2 separate regions of the Homo sapiens genome follow, and region 2 is linked to region 1. Evidence: read pairs that join two places in POLR2A ChIA-PET (ENCODE). Cell type or tissue: OCI-LY7. All regions are shown on one strand. Each heading gives the region's core, and the rest is flanking DNA. Links, peaks and the distances in the headings are about the cores only. Region 1 overlaps MGLL (monoglyceride lipase). Region 2 holds the start of LOC124900558 (small nucleolar RNA SNORA24).

What was found. Peaks named below come from ENCODE experiments on the same cell type or tissue, not always from the same donor. Only the 100,000 strongest peaks of a DNase experiment are listed, where the experiment ranks them.
Region 2: POLR2A ChIA-PET joins it to region 1 with 5 read pairs; 2 of 35 experiments call an interaction of 5 or more read pairs at or near these places.

Annotation. Positions count from the first base shown.
Region 1 is chr3:127,732,373-127,740,372 of GRCh38, reverse strand. All of the region lies in intron 3 of MGLL (monoglyceride lipase), which reads left to right. Among named protein-coding and RNA genes, the nearest start is that of ABTB1, 63 kb to the right of the region's middle. RefSeq lists enhancers at 1,836-2,398, 5,509-5,568, 5,460-6,375. In OCI-LY7, for the core only: no CTCF peak of the experiment used is centred there; DNase peaks (open chromatin) are centred at 3,892, 4,212, 6,392, 7,132 and 3 weaker places; H3K4me3 peaks cover 4,833 bases; H3K27ac peaks cover 5,663 bases.
Region 2 is chr3:128,709,337-128,725,810 of GRCh38, reverse strand. LOC124900558 (small nucleolar RNA SNORA24) reads left to right here and starts at 11,106; the gene lies at 11,106-11,240. RefSeq lists a silencer at 6,598-6,798. In OCI-LY7, for the core only: no CTCF peak of the experiment used is centred there; a DNase peak (open chromatin) is centred at 10,510.

The DNA of each region.
Region 1 (8,000 bases), core at 1-8,000:
AGACAAAAAGTCAGTGGTGGTTGCCAGGGGGTGGGGGCAGGGAAGACAGAGTTGCTGAACAAGGACCGCGTTTCAGCTGGGGAGGATGGCAGGGTTCGAAGCTGGATGGTGCTGGTAGCTGCATGTCTGTGTGAACGAGCTTCATGCCACAAGTGGTGACTTCGGACAGTGAAGGCGGTCAATTTAGGTTATGCACATTTACCACAAGTTTTTAAAAAGAGAACTAGGAGACTTGACCTTAAAACTGGATTTCTAGCTTATCTTGAACATTTGGAAGACTGGGCCACGCTGGACCCACATTCCTGTGCGGCCTGGACCTGCTGAGGCCAGGGCTTCCCCACTCAGAGCTGCCTGCTGGCCCGCAGGCCTCTGAGCGGGCTCCCACACAGGCAAGGGGACTCGCTGTGTGTGTGTCTGGCCCCAGGCCCACACCTGCATTTTATGAGTCTCTATACGTGCTTCACCTAGACACTGGCCAGCATACAGCAAGTGCTTAGCAAAGGTGCACTGGGGGCTGGCTGCATGCACACTTGGAGGATGGTAGAAAGCATCTCCAGGAACCCCCAAAGCCTCAAAGAAGCAGCACAGTACCACTGGTCCACACCCCTGCGTGGCATCCAGTTGTCCATGTAAGAGTTCCATGAATGAAATCTCAGGCCTGCTGCTCCATCCCAAAGCCCTCCATAAGGTCACCAGCATGGCCGGTTTGCAGTATAATCTTCCAGAGCTTTCTCTCTGCTTTGATATCACGTATGAGCCAAAGGAAACAGTAGTATTTTGTGGGTTTTTAAAAGCATCAGTGGTGAGCTACGTAGGCGTCATTCAGCAATTTAAGCTTTTTCTATCCACAGTGGCTCTTGGAGGTCTTCCCAGGCCAGTTCATACAGTTCACGTTGGCAAGTTATTGAAAGGAGACCAAACTAATAATACTTAATTATTTCTGGTTGGCAGGAGTGGTTTGACTTTTAGTTCTTATTTCTACAACCAATATTTACTGCCCACTTACTCTGTGTCTTACTGCTCTAAGCACTTTATAGCAATTATCTCAGTTAAACTCACTAACAAGCCAGAGAGGTGGGGACTTTCACTACCCTCAATTTGCAAAGGAGGTGACTGAGCCTCAAAGAAGTTGAACCCCCCACAAGAGGCCTCCCTGTGGTGGATCCGGATTTGATCTGAAGAAGTCTCATTCTGGGGTCTTTGCACTCAGCGGCCACTTGAGGCTTTTCGGGATTTTTCCCAGATAGCTCCCTTGAACATGTTTTACTTTTGCAATCAGAGCAGAGATGCAGTGTGTATCATTTAAGATGCAGGCAAATGGACACAGGCATTTCCTTCATTCCACCTGGTGCCTCCTGAATTGAAGGCATCTTCAATGCTGCCTACTAGAAATTTCTGCGATGGTGGACATGTTCTACCTCTGCCCATCCTGCGTGGAAGCCACTGGTTGCGTGTGGCCGTAGGGCATTGGTAAGACTACAGAACTGAGTTTTTCTGCTTTTTCATTTTAACTGATGTAAATGTAAGCATAGCTGGCCTGTGCGGCTGGTGCAGATTGGGACCGCTTCTTTATACAGTCACACTGTCAGTTGGCATCCAGGGACTCTGTGCCCTGCTGCAGAAGCCCCTCACACCACCCTGCCGCTTGGTACTCAGGAGTGCTCACTCCTACAGGGGCTGGACTGGCCTTCTCCCCCATGCTGGAAGCTGAGCAGTGTGCCCAGATGGAGAGGGCCAGATAATCCCTTTCTAACCTCTCTGCAGGCAGGCCCAAGGAGTGGGACCCAGGCTGCAGGGTGCTCCAGCCTGGCAGATGGCTCCTGCCCAGGACCTCCTTCTGCCTGTCCATGGTTGTGAGCAACCCAGGGCTGAGTGGGTGCTGAACACCAGAAGCCTGACCAGCCTCCACCCTTCCACCAGCAGCTCCTTGGGAGGTAGAATTGTGATTCCAGAAACAAGGCCTCCCAAGGCGTGGCTTGCTCCTGTGTTTGCTGGAGGAATCAACAAGAAAGATCTAGGTTACCATTTCCTGCTTCCAGGAACCAAGAACACATTTTTTTTTTTTTTTTAAAGAGACAGAATCTCACTCTGTCACCCAGGCTGGAGTGCAGTGGTGAAATCACGGCTCCCTGCAGCCTCAACTTCCCGGGCTCAAGCGATCCTCCTGCCTCAGCTTCCCGAATAGCTGGAACTACAGGCATGTGCCACCACACCTGGCTAATTTTTTGTATTTTTTGTACAGGTGGGGTTTCACCATGTTGTCCAGGCTGGTCTCAAACTCCTGGTTTAAGCCATCTGCCCACCTTGGCCTCCCAAAGTGCTGGGATTACAGGTCTGAGCCACTGCGCCTAGCCACACGAGCACTTCTTACGTTATTCTTACTTAGATAATATTACCATGTGCCATATGTGAATGCATAATTAATGCCCGTTTTAAGAAGGAGTTGATGGGCGGTGGCTCATGCCTATAATCCAGACTAGGGCAGGGGATCACCTGCGGTCAGAAGTTCGAGACTAGCCTGACCAACATGGTGAAACCCCATCTCTACTAAATACAAAAAATTAGCCAGGTGTGGTGGTGCATGCCTGTAATCCCAGCTACTTGGGAGGCTGAGGCAGGAGAGTTGCTTCAACCCGGGAGGTGGAGGTTGCAGTGAGCCAAGATTGCGCCATTGCACTCCAGCCTGGGCAAGAAGAGCAAAACCCTGTCTCACAAAAAAAAAAAAAAAAAAAAAAAAAAAAAGAAGCAGTTGATGATTTCACTGTGTCCTGGAGGTGGCCAGTGATGTCCTGGAATTGCAAATGACCCGGGCAGATGTTCCAGTGCGGAGAATACAGGGCCGCTTTGGTCTGCAGCCTCAATTTTCATAATGACCCTTATCATGGCAGTGGGCATTTATTGAGTGCTTCCTGTGTGCCCCGCTCTGTGCTAGCCATCATCCATTCCCTCCCTCACTAATTCTCACAGCACCTTCTGACGTGGGCTTGTGAGTGCCCCTTATTGCAGGTGACGAGGCTGAGCCTTCAGGAAGTGAAGTCACTGCCCAAGGTCACACAGAGGTGACCTCCACCTTACTACAGTCACACATCAGAGGGTGCTGTGAGGATTAGTGAGGGAGGGAATGGATGGTGGCTAGCACAGAGCAGGGCACACAGGAAGCACTCAATAAATGCTCACTGCTATGATAAGGGTCATTATGAAAATTGAGGCTACAGACCAAAGTGGCCCTGTATTCTCCTCACTGGAACATCTGCCCAGGTCATTTGTAATTACTGGCCACCTCCAGGATACAGTGCTACTGGCCTTAGCCTCCTCATCTTCCAACTGGTAGATGGTGACTCTTCCCTCCCAGCTTGGGTTATTATTAAACAAGAGGAGGGCCGGGCGCAGTGGCTCATGCCTGTAATCCCTGCACTTTGGGAGGCCGAGGCAGGTGGATCATTTGAGGTCAGGAGTTCTAGACCAGCCTGGCCAACAAGGTGAAACCCTGTCTCTACAAAAAATACAAAAATTAGCCAGGCGTGGTGACATGCGCTTGTGGTCCCAGTTACTCGGGAAGCTGAGGCAGGAGGATCATTGGAGCCCAGGAGGTCGAGGCTGCAGTGAGCCGAGATTGCACCACTGCACTCCAGCCTGGGTGACAGAGTGAGACCCTGTCTCAAAAAATAAAAATACACAAATAAATAAATAAACAAACAAGAGGAGTAGCAGGCCTGATGGCCTGGCATGGGGCCAGGCATACCGCAAGTGCTTAACAAATGAGGCTCTTTTCTCTTTGCCTTCATTACATCTTAGCTGAATTCAAATTTGGAATAGTGCTTATTCATTCATTAAACCCAGGTGAAAGGAGCCCTTCCCCTCACCCAGCCCTGCCTGGGCAGGGATGCATGAAGCTGAAGTCTCCAGGGCAGCGGAGCCATTTCTCACGTGTTCTCTCTAGGACCAGACTCATTTACTCTTTGTGACTCATTACTCTTTTTCGCTGACCCAACTCCTGCCTTTTCTGGAAGCTCTGGGATCCTGACTTCAGCTGTTTTTAGTTGCTTATCACCCAGGCTTTCTAAAAGTTTCACTTCTTGTTAAAAAATATAGTATCTCACATCCTAGAGTAATGAACGTCCATTTTTTTAAAGCAATTTGCTTTTCCTCATGCAATCTTCTTTGTTTTTTAAAGTGATACTTAACAATAATTTCAGCAGAAGTGAAACTTGGGTTGCCAGGTGTCTGTACTTTTATTAGGTTTGACTGACCCTGAGCTCCAAACAATGGAACTAGCACTGTTTGGGAACTTCTGTAATCTCACAGAGGACAACAGATCTAACTGAATGTTTTCAAGGGAAAATAAAAAGGTCTGTTCCATGTTAAACCTGGGAGCTTTTAGCGTGAAGGAACTGAGCCGAAAGATGGTTTAACGCTTGCACTCTAAGAGAGCCAGGATTCTAACTGAAGGTGCAGACCAGCTGCCCCATCTCTTTGCAGAGCTGAACAGGAGAAAATCCTTGTAAGTGGGAGAGATGCAGACTAGATTCAGAAGGATCTTCCCCTGGAAGGATGCGAGCACCAAGAGAATGCCAGAATTTATACATTTTTCTCCTCTGAAACCATACAAAGGGAGGGAATGGGAGAAGGCGGGGAGCGAGCACGTGCTGGAAACCCACCTTTTGCCAGGTATGTTCAGCTGTTTCATTTATTCCCCCAACAACTTGATGAGTAGACAGGAGGTGACTGGAGGTAACTACAATCTTGGAATTTGTGTTTCATTCTCTTGCTTTTTTATTTTATGTGTTTATCACATAAGTATGAGTCTCTAAAAATATGTATATTTGCTTTTGCTTGTTTTCTTAACATTATAAAATGGAGTCATACTTACTCAGTCTTCTGTGATTTGCTTTCTTCACTTTGTGTTTCTTTTCTAAGACTCATCAGTGCTGCTTTGTGCAGCTCTAGTTTATTTGCTTTTCACTACTGTGTGATAATCCATTTGCCACAATGTATCCATTCTCTAGTTATAACAACGGGGCTGCTATGAACAGTCCGATTCCTGTGTCTAAGAGCTTCTCTTGGACATATATCCTGGTGTGGAATTGCTGAGTTGTAAAGTAAGGAAATTCAACCTTACCGGATACCAAATTGTTTTCCCAAGGGGGTTGTACTAGTTTCTCTCCCTCCTGTTGTAGCATATATGAGTTTATGACTTCCTTTAGATCTAAAAATGGGGACTAAGGCAATTCTTCCTTTCTGCTCCTAAAACAAAGGCTTGTTCCACTCTGGTGTTCATCAACAAATGACTTTAATTCTTCCTTTGGGTCTGAATGAGCCAAGACTCCCACGTCGGGCTCCTCCGGGTCTGTTGTGTGGTTCTTGAGGCTAGAGGCCCCACAGTGATCGTCTGTCTTATTGCCCTGACCACACATTCTGTAAGATTCCTCCTTTCTGATGCTGGCTGACTTCCTGTGGGTTGGCCAGGAATGCAGGGCAGACACCCAAATTGTAAGGGAAGGAAGTGTCTGTCCTCCTCACAGTCAGGGGCTCCCATCTCTCCAGAGCCTCAGCCCGTGTGCCTGCCATGACTGGCTGGCTTAGTCACCTGAGGAGAGATGACCAGGAAAATCCAGAGAGAAGGCATTTGCTGGGCTGAGGGGAATAAACTGCCTGTGGAAAGGTGGATTGGTCCTTGGATCTCTTCACCTGGGGGCTGTCAAGTTGGGACAGAGCCAAGATAAGAGCCCTTTTTCAAATGTGTTCTTTCATCTTTTAATGGAGTTGGTTTCTTTGGCAGGCTAGCAAATCCTGCAGGGCCCCTGTGCAGCCACTCTGGAGGGTCAGGGAGACACTCTGTGGTTGGCACCTGCGAAGGAGCAGGGGTGAGAAATGAGGAGAAATGTCTGTCTGTGCCGAACCCCCAGTGGAGAGCGTGTGGGCTCAGAGTTAGGGTAAATGAAGGCACGGGCGCACTGCAGACCCCTGATGGGAGAGGCAGTGGGCGATGCTTCCATGGTGAAATGGAATACTGGGAGCCAGGTGCCCTGGCGCCTCATGGCAACGCCTCCTTACTCTAGGCCGGCCTCGCTGGCATTCCTCTTTGAGCTGATGAGGGACCAGACCAGTCCCAGGTTAGCACCTGGATCCACTTTCCTGCATTTTGGGTAACACATGTTGCGTCTTTCCTCTGGTTATGAAAGTGAGACCCGGTCAAGGTAGATTCAAGGGAAAGCAGCGCTGCATCAAGGCAGCCATGGATCCCACAGGGTTAAGGGGGTGGGCTCCAGAATTAGACTCCTTAGACCAACCCGGCTCCACCACAGGAAAGGCTCCAGCAGGGTTTTCTACTTCAGACCTGGGCCTCCTGCTCTGCAAGGAACGCCCACTTTCCTCTGCAGGGCCACAACGCTCTACGCTGTACGATTGGGAGGCAGGCTGGAGGGGCTCGGCTGCCCTGCCCTCTTTACTGGGCTCTTTAGTGACTTGCTCCACGTCAGCACACCCACCCAGGTGCAGCTGCGCACCCAGCCACTCCATCCCTCTGCTCAGAGGCAAAGCTTCTCCCTCTGAACCCTGGAAGTCAGAGCGATGGCTGCATAGGGTCCTTTCTACCCAGGGAGGCATGGAGTTGGTGGATGAAGCTTTTGACAAGACTTTTCTATAATGATCTTGTGGAGACAGTGATATAATGAGGCCATTTTTTAAAAAATGCAAACATCCCTCTTGTGCCTAAAACTCTCCTCAGCCTCCCCTCTCTCTAGGTAGAGGCCAGCATCCTTACCATGGTCTCAGGCCACGTCCTCCCAAGACAGTGACACCTCTCCTCCCATCCAGTGGTCTGCATCTGCCTTGCCTCCCAGGCCTGAATCCCCCTCACTCTTGTTACCAGAAAGGGGTCCTGATCCAGACCCCAAGAGAGGGTTCCTGGATCTTAAGCAAGAAGGAATTTAGAGGGAGTCCATAGAGTAACATGAAAGCGAGTTTATTAGGAAAGTAGAGGAATGAAAGAATGGCTACCCCATAGACAGAGCAGCCTGAGGGCTGGTGGGTGCCCATTTTTATGGCTATTTCTTGATGATATGCTAAACAAGGGGTGGATTATTCATGCTTCCCCTTTTTAGACTATACTGGGTAACTTCCTGACGTTGCCATGGCATCTGTAAACTGTCATGGCGCTGTTGAGACTGTAGCAGTGAGGACAACCAGAGGTCACCGTTGTTGCCATCTTGGTTTTGGTGGGTTTTAGCCGGCTTCTTTACTGCAACCGGTTTTATCAGCAAGGTCTTTATGGCCTGTATCTTGTGCCAAGCTCCTATCTCACCCTGTGACTTAGAATACCTCAACCGTCTGGGAATGCAGCCCAGTAGCTCTCAGCCTCATTTTACCCAGCCCCCGTTCAAGATGGAGTTGCTCTGGTTCAAACGCCTCTGGCACTCTCACCCTCCTTCCACCCACCGCTCCTCCCAGCTCTGCTCAGACAGCCCTGGGCTGGAAAAGTCACTGAACCTCCTGAGACCCAGTCATGGTGTCCGTCAGTGCACTCGGTGGCCTCATAGACATGAGGTCTCCAGTGGACATTGGCTGCCATTTGTTGTGGTTACTTCCAGGGTTAGCCTCTGCCCAGCCCTTCTGTTCCTATTGTATCCCACACTTAGAAATTTGTGAAGTCTTCAGAAGAACATTTCCCAGTGGCCTCCCTGTTTGCACATCTGCAGGTGCTGGTGAGTGTGAACCACCTGTCCCTGCCTGACACGGAACCAGATCCTTCTCAGGACTCACCTGGGGTGAGCAGCTCTAGGCACAAGCCCTGGGGTCTGGGCGTGTAGGGAAGATGCCAGCCCTGTGTTTTCACACAGCGGGTTCTTTATCTTGTTAAGAAGGCTTTTCTTTCCCTCCTCAATCTTCAGTCCCCTGCTTCCTGCTGTGTTTTGCCCTGAGCTGTGAGAGTGACAACCCTGAGTCTGGAGTTCACACCCTGTACTCAAGTCCCTCCCTGTGGCTCACCTACTGGGGGCTGA
Region 2 (16,474 bases), core at 3,185-11,184, 980 kb before region 1:
TTATCACCATTTTACAAATAAGGAACTGAGACTCAGTATATCATGTCACTTGGTCTAGCTCAACACAGAAACTGGTGGAGCGAGGTTTTGAACCAAGATCTGTCTGATGCCAATATGTGTTATCGTTCTAGTAGACTGCAAATGACTACAGCAATTGTGTGGCTCGGTGATAGAGACAGGAGAAATAGGCACTTTGTCTGGCAGAGGAGACAGCCCAAGAAAATGGAAAATGAGCTAAAGCCTCTCTGAACTTAGTATTAGAGAAGATGTGATAAAGATGGACCGGGTAGAACTCTTCTTGTAAGCACAGAGCAGCCTCCCAAGCACCAGCCCCATCCGAACACATCAGGATCCACTCAGAATTTTTGCCTCCATCTTCAACAATGCCCTCTCATAGTCTTTTCTTATTTTGGTTCATGCAAGCTCCATTCTTTCAATTGTTCCATCCAAAAACCTTGCAATTGTTACAGTAAGTAGTCAGACCTGAGCAGGGCAGGAGAGGGGCCACTCCCCGACCAGCAATGTGAGGCAACCATGACGTGGTTGTCAGGTTAAGCTGTCTCTCTAAAATAATAATTGGTTGCAGCCAGACCAGAGAAAGGCAGTCTCCCAATAGATAAAAACACCTAAAACTGGTGATCAGCAGCTTCCCGATAAGATCTCAGGAGTTGAGGGGTCTGGGGAAAAAAAAAATCTCAAAAGCTAGGCAAGCAGTCTCAACCCTGAGATGGTACAATGTCTGGGGTTTCCCCTACTTTTTCAACCAAAATTGGCTCTTTCCCCAAAACCCTCACCACCTATTCTCCTGTTTTCTCTATGTGTATTCTGAAATGGCCTTGCACACTGCAGAACCATCCGCCTCTGGGGTAAGTCCACTCTTTCTCTGCTTTCACTTTGCATGTGCCCAGGAGTTCAAGACCAGCTTGGGCAACATAACAAGACTGTCTCTTCCAAAAGATAAACAAAAAAGAAAAGAGAAGGCACACATCTACATCAGACCTCTGCAGTTGTACTTCTCTCTACCTGGAAAGCTCTTCCTCCAGGTATCTGCTTGGCCACTCCCTCACTTTCCTCTGGTCTTGACTTTAAAGTAACCTTTTCAGTGAAATAGCCTTCCCTATTTAAAACTGAAGTCCCTCTCCCTGTCACCACAATACAAACACAAAAATTGACATCTCCCTACTGCTTTTCTCCTCTGTTTTTTCTTTTTTATTTTCTTTTTCTTTTTTTTTTTTTTGAGAAAAGTTCTTGCTCTGTTGCCCATGCTGGAGTGCAGTGGCATAATCAGGGCTTACTGCAGCCTTGAACTTCTGGGCTCAAGTGATCCTCCTGTCTCAGCCTCCTGAGTAGCTGAGACCACAGGCGTGCACCACTATGGCTGGCTAATTTTTTTTTTTTTTTTGTAAAGAGAAGTTTTCACTATGTTACCCAGGCAGTCTTGAACTCCTGGTGTCAAGTAATGGTGTCAAGTAATCCTCCCGACTCAGCCTCCCAAAGTTTTTCCTCTTATACTACTCACTTATTTGCATATTGTCTGTCTTCCCCACTAGAATGGCAGCTCCACAAGGCAGCTATTTTTGTCTGTCTCATTCACTGCGATATCCCTGATTCTTGAAACAGTGTTGGGGTACAGTAGGTGCTCAATGTGTACAATTTGCAGAGTATTCAGGGGAATGAAAACTGAAAATAGTTTCAAAGGCCAAGAGTTATGATAATTCCACCCCGTTAGGCAGCCAATCAAAATGCTAGGTTTGAAGGTAAAGTAGCAACTGGGAATGCAGTAGTCCTCATCCCCAGGTTTGGCAGGGCTGACTGCAGGATTTGAGCATCTGAGTCCTAGAACCAATCCACCACAAATAGCAAGGGACAATTATACCAGAAAAGGCAGAGCACAAAAATAAAATGGGACATGTGGGCCCCAGCCTTCTAAGAAGCCTTCTGAGAAGGCTATTCAGATGCAAACATGGACTATTTCCTATGGGAAAGAAAGGACAACTTAGAAGAAACCCATGAGCCAAGAGGATAGAGCCAGGAGCTGCAGATAATCATTCCCAAGGAGCAGGAGGGGACTCGAATCAAGGAACTGGCATCACGTGCCTCGCTGATTTCAGAATTACTATGACCCAGTGGCAGCTGTCGCTCCTGTTTTTTCCCCTTTTGAACAAAAGTGTCTACTATGCTTATCTTCTTCTTGCCAACTCTGTATGCTGGGTCCGTGGACAGCAGATAACATCTCTAGCTCACAGGCCTTCAGAGGAACAGTGCTCAGAGCCGTTCTTAAGGAATTATATCTGAGGAACCTCATCCACATCTGGACCCAATTTACATGGCAAGATCCATTATGAGCCAGTGATGTATTGGGATTGAGACTTTTAGGGTTCTTGGGGGAGTTAAGTAGAGCAGGGCCTCCAGTAACATCATTTCAATTATAACATTGATGAGAAAAAATTGATTCCTGGCTGGGGCCCCTGTCTGTGTAGTTTACACTCTTTCCCCATGTCTGAGTTTTCCTTGGTTCCTCTGGTTTCCTCCCACATCCCAAAGATGTGCCCTTTAGGTGAATTGGCTTGTCTGAATTGTCCCAGTCTCTGTGTGTGTGTGTGTGTGTGTGTGTGCACGTGCGCACACGTGTACACAATGGGCTGGCATCCTGTGCAGGGTTGGTTCCTGTCCTGAGCTGCCAGGATAGACTGGCCACCTGTGACCCTGAGATGGAATAATTGGATAAATAATTATCTTGCTCATTTTCATTAATCTGTCTTAAATATATATATAGTTCACATTTACTTTAATATTTAATATTAGAAGTGTTTTGGTCTTTACCAGCCTGACCAACATGGTGAAACCCCGTCTCTACTAAAAATACAAAAATTAGCCGGGCGCTGTGGCACGTGCCTGAAATCCCAGCCCAAATCCAAGGGACATCTTGGCTTTAGCACAACCTACTCTCTTGGGAACTAATCAATTCCTGTGAGAACTCATCCAGCCTCACCAGAGCCAGAACTCACTCACTCACTCACTACCTAGAATGGCACCAAACTATTCATGAGGGAACCCCCCCACAACTCAAATACCCCCAACTAGGCCCCACCTCCCAAATCTCCACACTGAGGAATCACATTTCTTTTTTTTTTTTTTTTTTTTGAGACAGAGTTTTGCTCTGTCGCCTAGGCTGGAGTGCAGAGGTGCTATCAGCTCATTGCAGCCTCCACCCACTGGGTTCAAGCAATTCTCGTGCCTCAGCCACCCGAGCAGCTGGAAGTACAGGCGTGCACCACCATGCCCAAATAATTTTTGTATTTTTAGTAGAGATGGAGTTTCACCAAGTTGGCCAGGCCCATATTGAACTTCTGGCCTCAAGTGATCTGCCCCCCTCAGCCTCCCAAAGTGCTGGGATTACAGGCGTGAGAGCCACCACTCTCAGCCTGCCTGGATCACATTTCTTTTTTTTTTTTTGGAGGGGGCAGAGTCTCGCTTTGTTGCCCAGGCTGGAGTGCAGTGGAGCAATCTTGGCTCACTGCAACCTCCATCTATGAGGTTCAAGTGATTATTGTGCCTCAGCCTCCCGAGTGACTGGGATTACAGGCACCTGCCACCATGCCCAGCTAATTTTTGAATTTTTAGTAGAGACGGGGTTCGCCGTGTTGGACAGGCTGGGCTCAAACTCCTGAGTTCAAGTAATCTGCTCTCCTCAGCCTCCTAAAGTGCTGGGATTACAGGTGTGAGCCATTGCACCTGGCCTGGGATCACATTTCAATATAAGATTTTGGGGGCACGAACACATCATATCCAAAGCACAGCAGGTATGTTGGAGGAGATTAGGAGTGAGAAGTTCAGTTCTGGAAATGCTGAGACAGAGGACTTCCGTGAAACATCCAAGTGGAGATGGGGAGGAGGCAGTTAGACATTTTGGGCTGAGGCAGAGATGGGAGTTGGGTTTCTGGGTCCTTCAGGGTAGCCTCAGCTGAAAATAGAAATTTAAGAGTAGATGGAAATGAAAGTAACGGGTGTTAACAGGATTGCCCATGGAGAAAGTGGACAAGTACATCCTTCTTTCAACAAACGATTTACTGAGAATCTCCTATATGCTAGGCTTTTTGTTAGGTTCTAAGGACACAAGGAAAACAAGGCCATTGATATCAAGAGCCTTACTACTTAGTGTGGTACACAATGTACAAACGTACACACACACACACGTCCCTGCACAATTTTCATTCAAATTTCTATCAATAGGGAACTGGTAAAAAAGGTATGGTACATCTTGACAATGAAATACTGTGCAACTATAAAAAAGCAATAAGATAATTCTCTATATATTGGTATGGAAGGATCTCCAAGAGATATTGTTACATGATAAAACCAGATGCAGAAGAGTATCGGGGAACCTGCCCCCGATAGTCACATAGGTTTTTTTCTATTTTCCCTAAGCATCGGCCAGGTTGAGAAATAAAGGGACAGAGTACAAAAGAGAGAAATGTTAAAGCTGGGCGTCCGGGGGAGACATCACATGTTGGTAGGTTCCGTGATGCCCCACAAGCCGCAAAACCAGCAATTTTTTATTAGGGACTTTCAAAAGGGGAGGGAATGTACGAATAAGGTGTGGGTCACAGATATCATGTACTTCACAAGGTAGTAAGTATCACAAAGCAGATGGAGGCAGGGCAAGATCACAGGACCACAGGACCGGGGGCAAAATTAAAATTGCTAATGAAGTTTTAGGCACCATTGTCATTGATAACATCTTATCAGGAGACAGCGTTTGAGAGCAATCGGTCTGACCAAAATTTATCAGGCAGGAATTTCCTCATCCTAATAAGCCTGGGAGCGCTATGGGAGACTGGGGATTATTTCATCCCTACAGTTTCGACGACAGAAGACGGCCACACCCAAGGGGGCCATTTTAGAGACCCACCCTCAGGGGCACATTCTCTTTCTCAGGGATGTTCCTTGCTGGGAGAAAGAATTCAGCGATATTTCTCCCATTTGCTTTTGAAAGAAGAGAAATATGGCTCTGTTCTGCCTGGCTCACCAGCAGTCAGAGTTTAAGGTTATCTCTCTTATTCCCTGAACATTGCTTTTATCCTGCTCTTTTTTCAAGGAGCCCAGATTTCATATTGTTCAAACACACATGCTCTATAATTTGTGCACTTAACGCAATTATCGCAGGGTCCTGAGGCAACATGCATTCTCCTTGGTTTAGGAGATGACAGGATTAAGAGATTAAAGTAAAGACAGGCATAGGAAATCACAAGGGTATTGATTGGGGAAGTGATAAGTGTCCATGAAATCTTCACAGTTTATGTTTAGAGACTGCAGTAAAGACAGGCATAAGAAATTATAAAAGTATTAATTTGGGGAACTAATAAATGTCCATGAAATCTTCACAATCCACGTTCTTCTGCCATGGTTTCAGCCAGTCCCACTGGGGTCCCTGACTTCCCGCAACAGAAGAGTATATATCATATGCTTTAAAAGGTAAAGAATAAGAACATCCTTCGGCAACTAATAAAAGTGGTTACCTGGTATATCAATTAAAATCAGAGAAGTAGAAGCACTGTGAGTGATTAGAATGAGGAATTAATGGAAGGGGCTAGACCTTATCGATTTGTGGGAGTTGGTAGAAAGTCTACACAGGCTGTTCCTTCTGTGTCTGGTGTTGAGCCCAACGTCAGTCACTACAGGTCAGTTAGACCAGCATTCAGGAATAAAAGCTGGATGTGGATAAGAATAATGACACACTGGGGCCAAGGAGGATAAAAAGAGCCACCCATGAGGACCAACTGGGAGCCATATCTGTCTCTCATCACTTCTAAGTTCAGTGCCATGAATGGGTGAGCAGCAGCAGAACCCAACACCTTTCATCCAGAGCTACACACACACTTAGGCCAGGATTCAGAGAAGCCAAAGGAGGAGATCTGGTGGGGGCTGTAGGAGATGCACTTCTGGGTTGGCACCCTTTGCCAACAAGTCTAGTTACACAATGAATAAGCTGCCCCAGTGCTTGGCATGCTGCATGACCTTCAGAGTACAAAAAATATTGGCCAGGCACAGTGGCTCACGCCTGTAATCCCAGCACTTTGGGAGGCCGAGGCAGGCAGATCACGAGGTCAGGAGATCGAGACCATCCTGGCTAACATGGTGAAACCCCGTCTCTACTAAAAATACAAAAAATTAGCCAGGTGTGGTGGCACGCACCTGTAGTCCAAGCTACTTGGGAGGCTGAGGCAGGGGAATCACTTGAACCCAGGAGGCAGAGATTGCAGTGAGCCAAGATCATGCCACTGCACTCCAGCCTGGGCGACAGAGAAAGACTCCATCTCAAAACAACAACAACAACAACAAATTGGCCAGGCACGGTGGCTCATGCCTGTAATCCCAGCACTTTGGGAGGCTAAGGCAGGTGGATCACCTGAGGCCAGGAGTTCAAGACCAGCCTGGCCAACATGGCGAAACCCCGTCTCTATTAAAAAATACAAAAAATTGCCAGGCGCGGTGGCTCACGCCTGTAATCCCAACACTTTGGGAGGCTGAGGCGGGCAGATCACGAAGTCAGGAGATAGAGACCATCCTGGCTAACACGGTGAAACCCTGTCTCTACTAAAAATACAAAAAATTAGCCAGACGTGGTGGTAGGCTCCTGTAATCCCAGCTACTTGGTAGGCTGAGATAGGAGAATCGCTTGAAACCAGGAAGTGGAGGTTGCAGTGAGCCGAGATTGCACCACTACACTTCAGCGTGGGTGACAGAGAGAGACTCTGTCTCAAAAAAAAAAAAAACAAAAAAAAATCACTGCTGTTAGAGAAGAGAATTCTGGTAAATGGTAAATGTAGCTTAATTGACACAGCACAAAACCACTACACTATTCCTGATGATGGGACAGGAAAGGGAGCTGGGTTTTTCTGTGGACATCAGTTTATATATGTTTAAGTTTTAACCATGATATTTCATTAACTATCAAATGTTTCAATTTTTTAAAAAAAATCCATAATGTGATCAATGAGATGCAGACAATAAAACAGTGTTACAGAACAGTGATGGAGGTGGAAGTGAGGAGAGGTGACTTAGACATAGGTGGTCAGAAAGTCCTCTCTGAGGAGGTGCCTTTTTTCTGGAGACAGAATCTTACTATGGTCCCCGGACTGGAGTGCAGTGCTATTCACAGGCACAATTACAGTGCACTGCTGCCTCAAACTCCTGGCCTGTAGCTCTCCGTCCTCCTGTCTCAGCCTCCAAGTAGCTGGGACAACAGGCATGTGTCATTGCACCCCACTGGAGGTAACATTTGAGCAGAGACCTGCTGACATGGAGCCAGCCTTTTGAGAATACCTGAGCAGAAAATGTTACAGGTGGAAGGAATAGCAAGGGTAGAAGCTTTGTGCAGAAAAAGGTGTCCTGCTCAAGGAACAAGGAAGCCAGCGTGGTTGGAGCAGAGTGAGCGAAGGAGAGAGTAGAAACAGTTGAGGTGGGAGCAATGTGCAAACCTAGGTCATATAGGGTCTCACAGGTCATAGCAAGGCCTTGCAAATTTATAGCATGTGTGATGAGAAACCCTGTGGAACATTTTAAGCCAGGGGGTGGGGAGTATGTGTGTTTGTGTGTGTGTGTGTGTGTGTGTGTGTGTGTGTGCGTGTGTGTGTGTGTGATGTGTCTTCCTTCACAGGTTGTTTGTACAGCAGAGCCTTTTCTGGCCACCGCCCTTTTCTCCTCTTTTCCCACAGTGAACCCATGACTCTCTGGCTGTTTATTTATCATCGAAACTGGGGGGGTCTTTCAGGGCCAGGACCTGCTCTGGTCTACTTTGATGTCCCCAGCACCCTACTGGGCATTGACAAATGTTAACACATAGTTGAGCAATTTAAAGCAGAGAAAAATATTGAATTATTCTGACATAGCTTTGCATGATTTATAAAGTTCTCTGGATTTTGCTACCTTATTACTTTGTATGTATTTATTTATTTATTTTTGGGACAGAGGCTTACTCTGTCACCCAGGTTGGAGTGCAGTACTGTGATCATAGCTCATCGCAGCCTCAACCTCCTGGGCTCAAGTAATCCTCCCGTCTAAGCCTCCCGAGTACCTGGAACCACAGGTGCACCACTGTGCCTGGTTAATTTTTTTTGTTTTTTTGGTAGAGATAGGGTCTCACTGTGTGACCCAGCCTGGACTCAAACTCCTGTCTTCAAGCAATTCTCCTGCCTTAACTTCCCAAGTAGCTGGGACTACTGGCACGTGCCACCACACCGAGCTAATTTTTAAATACTTGTAGAGATAAGGTCTCACTATGTTGCCCAGGCCGGTCTCTAATCCTTGGGCTCAAGTGATCCTCCCACCTTGGCCTCCCAAATTGCTGGGATTACAGGTGTGAGCCACTGTGTCTAGCCAGGTTTTGCTGCTTTAAAGTGGACAATTTTATCCAAGGTTTCCTTCTTGGCAGTTTTTATTAATCCAGAAGTCACCAGCTGGCTGTCCCAACATGCCGCACTATAGTCTTTCATCCTTGGTAACTTCTGGTCCCCAGCACCCAGTCTGAGCTCCTGTGTCAGTGCAATTCTCTTGAGCTCTCTGGGCCCCAGTATCCTCACTTCCCATAGTGGTGATATGGTCAGGCTCAGTGGCTCACTCCCAGCACTTTGGGAGGCCAAGGCGGGCAGATCACTTGAGGTCAGAAGTTCGAGATCAGCCTGGCCAACATGGTGAATACAGTCTCTACTAAAAATACAAAAAATAAGGCCAGGCATGGTGGCTCACACCTGTAATCTGAGCACTTTGGGAGGCCAAGGTGGGTGGATCACTAGGTCAGGAGTTCGAGACCAGCCAGGCCAACATGGCGAAACCCTGTCTCTACTAAAAATAGAAAAGTTAGCCAGGTGTGATGGTGCACACCTGTAGTCCCAGCTACTTGGGAGGCTGAGCCAGGAGAATCAATTGAACCCGGGAGGCAGAGGTTGCAGTGAGCCGAGATTGCGCCACTGCACTCCAGCCTGGACAACAAAGTGAGAATCCGTCTAAAAAAAAAAAAAAACCAAAAATTAGCCAGGTATGATGGCACAGGCCTGTAATCCCAGCTACTCAGAAGGCTGAGGCACAAGAATCTCTTGAACCTGGGAGGCAGAGGTTGCAGTGAGCCGCGATCACACCACTACACCCGGCCTGGGCAACAGAGCAAGACTGTGTCTCAAAAATAAAAAAATAAAATAAAATAAAATAATAAAATGGGCCAGGCGTGATGGCTTACTCCTGTAATTCCAGCACTTTGGGAGGCCAAGGTGGGCAGATTACCTGAGGTCAGGAGTTTGAGACAAGCCTGGCCAACATGGCGAAACCCCGTCTCTACTAAAAATACAAAAGTTAGCCTGGCATGATGCACGCCTGTAGTCCCAGCTACTCGGGAGGCTGAGGCATAAGAATCAATTGAACCCTGGAGGTGGAGGTTGCAGTGAGCTGAGATTGTGCACTCCAGCCTGGGCAACAAAGTGAAACTCCGTCTAAAAAAAAAAAAAAACACCAAAAATTAGCCAGGTGTGATGGCACAGGCCTGTAATCCCAGCTACTTGGAAGGCTGAAGCATGAGAATCACTTGAACCCATGAGGTGGAGGTTGCAGTGAGCCCAGATCATGCCACTGCACCCAGCCTGGGCAACATAGCAAGGCTCTGTCTCAAAAATAAAATAATAAAATAATAAAATGGGGCAGGTGCAATGGCTCACGCCTGTAATCCCAGCACTTTGGAGGGCCAAGGTGGGCAGATCACCTGAGGTCAGGAGTTCAAGACCAGCCTGGCCAACATGGCAAAATCCCATCTCTACTAAAAATACAAAAAAAAAAAAAAAAATTAGCCAGGTGTGGCACCCGCCTGTAGTCCCAGCTACTTGGGAGGCTGAGGCAGACTAATCACTTGAACCTGAGAGGCAGAGGTTGCACTGAGCCAAGGTCACACCACTGCACTCCAGCCTGGGTGACAGAGCGAGATTCCTTCTTAAAAATATATAAATAAATAAATAAATAATAAAATGGTGATGATAAACCCTACCTCTGAGTTCTTGTGAGAATCAGATGTGAAAATGATTTATAAAGCACTCCTTCAGCCAGACACAGTGGCACATACCTGTAGTCCCAGCTACTCCAGAGGCTGAGGCAGGAGGATCACTTGAGCCCAGGAGTTTGAGTCCATCCTGGGCAACATAGCAAGACTCCATCTCTTAAAAAAACAACTTAAAAACAAATAAATAAAGTTCTCCTTTACATTACAAGAGAATGACTGACATTACATGTCAGTTGCCAGGTGAGATAAATCTCATGTGGTAGCTTGAGGCACTTTTCTATTAGGTGCTATAAAGGAAGTAAAGGTTTGTCCATTCATTTATTCAAAAGCAATCAATTTTTAGCTTCCAGAGTATGACCACAGGGACACAGAGATGAACCAGTGCACCAGGAGCTCCCAGTTCTATGTATGTGGCTGGGGGAACACCCACAGGAAGACAACCGCACATCACACTAGCACGTAATCTCCCATCCTTCCTCTTCCTTGTGCCACACTAGCCACAGCTGCTTTTTAGAGCCTTCCTGCACACAGGCTGCATTGCACCCCTCTGCCCACAGTGACTCTTTTGGAAGAGGGCACTTGACCACATCCAGGGCACTCAGGGCCAATAACACTCAATGGATCTGTTTTAGGATGGAAGGAGCATGAAGAAAGATTAAAGCATGTCTAGAATTGTTGGGGACTTCCTGTCACCTTGAGAGAACCTGAGAACCTGAGAACCTGAGAGTGAAGCTGTCTTTGGCCGTGCCTGCTGCTATAACAAAATACCTTAGACAGGGTCATTTATAAACAATAGAAATTTATTACTCAGAGTTCTGGTGCCTGAGAAGTCCAAGATCAAAGCACTGGAAGATTCAGTGTCTGGTGAGGGCTTGCTCTTTGCTTCCAAAATGGTGCATTCTGTCTGAGTCTTCCCATGGCAGAGGGAGTGGGAGGGATGATCAGGTTCCCTCAAGCCCTTTTGTAAGGCCACTGGTCTCTTTCATGAGGGTAGAGCCCTAATCACCTCCCAAAGGGCACACCCCTTAATACCATCATTTTGATGGTTAAGTTCCAACATAGTCTCCATGTGTCTTTGGAACCTGTCAGCTGTGGCAGTTGCCCTTCCTAGCCATGGAAGAGTAAGTATATTCTTGTTTATTGGCAAAGCTGTCACCATTTCATTGGTATCAGATTCTGACTTGCACAAGTAACATTCTTCACCATTAAAAACCTAGAGGCTGCTGGGTTATTGGGCAAACTTTTCCAAACTATTGTTCAAATGTTTCTAGAAAAAAAAAAAAAAGTTTCCAACATAGGAATTTTGGGAAGGGGCACCAACATTCAGTCGATAGCAGAAGCCAAGTCAAAATAAGAGGAAAACAGGCTGGGTGCAGTGGCTCATGCCTGTAATCCCAGCACTTTGGGAGGCCGAGGCAGGTGGATCACCTGAGGTCAGGAGTTCGAGACCAGCCTGACCAACATGGAGAAACCCCGTCTCTACTAAAAATACAAAATTAGCCAGGCATCGGGGTGCATGCCTCTAATCCCAGCTATTCAGGAGGCTGAGGCAGGAGAATCGTTTGAACCTGGGAGGCAGAAGTTGCAGTGAGCCGAGATCATGCCATTGCACTCCAACCTGGGTGACAAGAGCGAAACTCCATCTCAAAAAAAAAAGTGGGGGGGGAGGGGGCGATGAGACCCTATCTCAAAATAGAGGAAAACGAGGAAATGAAGAGGGACTTGTCTAAGTGATGCAATTTTGGGCACCTGTATTTAGCCATGCCAGAAGCCATCTGCTCCCCTCCCTGTCCCTCTTGGTCCCCAACCCCACTTTTAGGCCTTTACCACTTGCTTAATGGAAAGTCACAGCCGCACCCAGGGGCTGCCTCAGAGTGGACTCAGAGGCTTTGGCTTCCCCAGTGACTGCCCAGATGAGCCAGGTAATATAACCCAGAAATGTGGGGAGTGAACTTTCCTATGAGTAAACTCTGACCAGCAAGACAGGATTCAGAAAGGAACTGAGGGGTAAAATCTCTACTTTACCTCTTCTCAGTAGACTGTTGAGCATGACCTCCCTGGAGATGTCGCATGGGACTAGGTTATCAGAATTTGCAAATACAAATACTTATGTTAAAACATTATTTGCGTTCATCTGAAATTCAAATTTAATCAGGCATCCTTTTTTTGATCTGGCAGCCCAAACCCAACGACCATGTTTGCTGAGACTCTGTGGCCAGTTTGGTGACACGCGACCTTGTCTTTGCTTTTCCTCCTGCACTCTGTTCTTTACTCCTCTCTTTCCTTTACTCTTGCTGCCCTGGGATTGAATCCCATAAGATTATAGCACGTTAAGCTTGTTCTCTGGCTCTTTTTCTAGAGGGCAAACAAAGAAAGGCAAGCCAAATCAGGTAGGATTTCTGTCACTTGCATCTGAAGAATCCTTAAAACAAAAATGTAGCCTCAGTTCCCCCTCCTGTGGGATAAGGATGACTATTTCTGCCCCATTGACAGCCTTGGATGGATGGTGCTATTGTTTGGATATTTGTTCCCTTCAAATCTCATGTTGAAATGTAATCTGCAGCATTGGAGGTGGGGCCTGATTGGGGTGTTTGGGTCATGGAGGTGGATCCTTCATGAATGGTTTGGTGCCCTCCTTGTAATGAATGAGTTATCGCTCCAAGTTCACATGAGATCTGGTTGTTTAAAAGAATGTGGCACCTCCCCGCTTCCTCTCTCTTGCTCTCAATCTCACCATGTGACATTCCTGCTCCCCCCTGGCCTTCTGCAACAATTGGGAGCATCCTGAGGCCCTCAGCAGAAGCAGATGCTGGCACCACGCTTCCTGTACAGCCTGCAGAACCGTGAGCCAATTACCCAGACTCAGGTATTCCTTTATAGTGATGCAAATGGAGTGACACAGATGGGAAGATCAAATGGCCTGAGGAAGGACAGGCGGTAACACCAGGACCAATGGGCCACTCTAGTGGGCTTGAGCCCCAGCACTGCCTCCTGCCACACTGAGCTCATGAGGCTGCTAGGAAATGGGGCTGCTTGCCCTGCTGTGGCTGTGGGTTCCTTCTGTGTTCTCTCAGTGGGATGATGTCTCCCCTGGCTCCGCTTCACCAGACCACAGCACCTGCCTGCTTCAGACCTTGCCAGTCAGATTAACAAGCACCAGGGAGACCAAGAGGACTGGGGCACTGCCTTTACCCTGCCACTCTTTCTACAGCGTGGACTGCAGCCCTCCATGCTGACAGGGTTGTGGGAGGCTCGGCCTGTCTTTACCTAACGAACGCTTGCCTCTCCCTGAGTGCGCCTGCAATTCCCTTTGCCTAGAATGACCCTAACATGGCCTTCAAGGCCCTGCACTATCTGGCCTTTATCCATCTTTCATTTATTTATTCAGTCAACAAACACAGCTTGGGCAGACTGTGTGGCAGGCACTGTTCTAGGCACTGTCTACCAAGAGACAGCAGTGAACAAAACACAGACAGAAATCCCTGCCTTCATGGGACTTACAGTCTAGTGGCAGAGACAGAAAATAAAGCATGTACGTAAGAGAAATACATAGCATAATAGGCAATAAGAAGTGTGATGGGGAAAAATAAAGCAGGAATGACAGGTGGGGACACACCCTGGCCCCATCTAACCTCAGTCTCTCCCCAGTCAACCCATTCCCACCATGCTGGCCTTCTTCCTGTCTCAAGAGCACCAAGCTCCTTCCCACCTTGGGGCCTTTGTGCCTCTAGTTCCTCTGTCTAGGAAAGTCTCCTCCTTCCCCTTCCCTAATGCAAAGATTGTTGCATGGCTGGATTCTTCTTACCATTGGGGTCTCAGCTCAAGTGACACTCCAGGGAGGCCCTGCTGGATCATCTGGTCCAGTGCCTTTTCCCAGTTATTCTTTATCCCATTACCTGTTACACTGGTATGTTTTCTCCATGTCACCACTTTGAGAACTGCTCCTCTGTACTTTATGTATTTACATGCTCAGTGTTTCTGCCCCTAGAATTTCAGCACCATGAGAGTGGAGGACTTTGTCTGTCTGGTTTGCTGCTGCCCCTCCAATGCCTGGAACATAGTAGGTGCTCAGTGAGTAGTTACTGAGTTACTGACACAGTTATTGCTCTTTTGTCCTCCCCCCACCCCCACCCCAAGTTCATTTTCTTTCACCTAAAGAACTCCTACTTTTCCTTTAAGACTAGTCTAGCAAGAGACCGGGCGCGGTGGCTCATGCCTGTATTTCCAGCACTTTGGGAGGCCGGGGTGGGCAGATCACAACATGGTAAAACCCCTTTTTACAAAAAATACAAAAGTTAGCCAGGCGTGGTGGCACACACCTGTAATTCCAGCTGCTCAGGAGGCTGAGGTGGGAGGATGGCTTGAGCCTGGGAGGCAGAGGTAGCAGTGAGTCAAGAACACGCCACTTCTCCACTCCAGCCTAGGCGATAGAGCCAGACCTTGCCTCAAAAACAAAAACAAACAAACAAACAAAAAGACTATCTAGCAGAGAGACACCAGTAAAGACTACAATACTGTATTAATTAAGGTAACCCTAGCTGCTATAACAAATAGGCCTTCAAAGGAATTACGTCTCAGACATAATTGAAGCAGGTGGCTTTCCTCTATACATTGATCCTGGGTGCTGGGCTCTGTCCACCTTGTGGCAGCACCATTCCTAAGAATCTTGTCATTGCCCAAATACAGCTGGTAGCAGGACATTGACAGTGTGTAGACGACACACCCGCTTCTTAAAGGCCTTGGTGTGGAAGTGACACATGTGGGTTCTGCTCACATTCCTTTGGCAAGAGCCAGTAGTATGACCACCTAGATGTAAGAGGCAGTGGGAAATGAGGTGCCAGCTGGACAGCTGCTTTCCAGCAACATCCACATGCTGTAGAAGAGGGAGAATAAACTGTGCTTGAGAAACTGTATTTCTGGGCCAGTTGCGGTGGCTCACGCCTGTAATCCCTGAACTTTGGGAGGCCCAGGTGGGCGGATCACTTGAGGTCAGGAGTTGGAGACCAGCCTGGCCAATGTGGTGAAACCCCATCTCTACTAAAAATAGAAAAAATTAGCTATGCGTGGTGGCAGGCACCTGTAATCCCAGCTACTCAGGAGGCTGAGGCCAGAAGAATCACTTGAACCCGGGAGGTGGAGGTTGCAGTGAGCAGAGATCACTCCACTGCACTCCAGCCTGAGTGACAGAGCAAGACTCCATCTCAAAAAAAAAAAAAAAGTAATTGTATTTCTGCCTCGGCCACAAATACAGTGTCTCTGCTGCAAATACAGTGTGGTAAAGGAAGCAAAGGAGCTAGGATGACCCAGTAGAGGCACTTAATATAGCCAGAAAGTTAGAGTAGTCAAGCAGGGCTTTCCTGAGGAGACAGTGCTGAGGTGGCTCATGAAGGGTAAGAATCTGTTGGGCAAAGGAAGAGGAAGGTTGTTGCCAGCAAAGGGACCACCATGTGCGGAGGTTTGGTGAAAAGAGAGCATGTCATAAATCGTCCCAGAAAGTGCTGATATATTTATTGCCAAAGGGACAGAGTTAGAGTGAAGGAAGCAGGAACAGCAAAGAAACCCAAGCAGAAAGATCAGGTCATGCCAGGTGGTGAAAGCCTGGACTCGAATGTTTAAGAGGGACTTTTCCTGTTTTCCTGGTATTGACGATGGAGATCCAAAATTTATGACAAATAGTGCTGTGGACCTCACGCTTAAGGATGATTCAAAGACTCTGTTGAGATTGGGGCAAGAACATGCCCCAGGTATGTACAAAGAGGTGGCAGAACCGGCCCTACTACAATCACTCATCCCTCCCCACCCCCAATATGAGCACAAGTGTGAGAAGAAGTGACAGAGGTAATCCATGCTAGTCACTGCCCACTGGGGAATACTAGGGTTTTCTTTCCTTCCTCACTATTGCCAAAGTGAGGGGATTCTAGAAAACTTATTCTGAAAGCCTCGGAGGCAGTGCTATCAGCAGGGAAGATGAGCATCTCATTTCCCAGTGGAACCTCCAATGAGGCAGCAGATGGGTCGATCCTGCCCTCTGCCTCCCTGGAGAGGGAAGGAAGAGTGAGGTAGCCAGAGGGAGGTGGGGGGGTACTAGGAGGGATGGAGGGGGGGGCGCGGGGGCGGGGTGTGGCGGGGCAGGAGGAGACTGCAGGGGAGCTGCCTGCAAAGCCTCAAGCTTCAGGGAAGAGAACAAGGAGGACTTTCCCAGAGTGTAGCACTGGGCTTGAGCCATTGTATCAGTTATCTATTGCTGCAACACAAAACACCTCAAAACTTAGTACCTTAAAGCAATAGTCATTTATTATGTTGTGATTTCTGTGGGCTAGGGGTTCCGACAGGGCACGGTGTGAATGACTTATCTCTACTACATCATGCTTGGGGCCTCAGCTGAAAATCTCAAGGGCTGGGGCCTAGAGCCATCTGAAGCCTTGTCTGGGG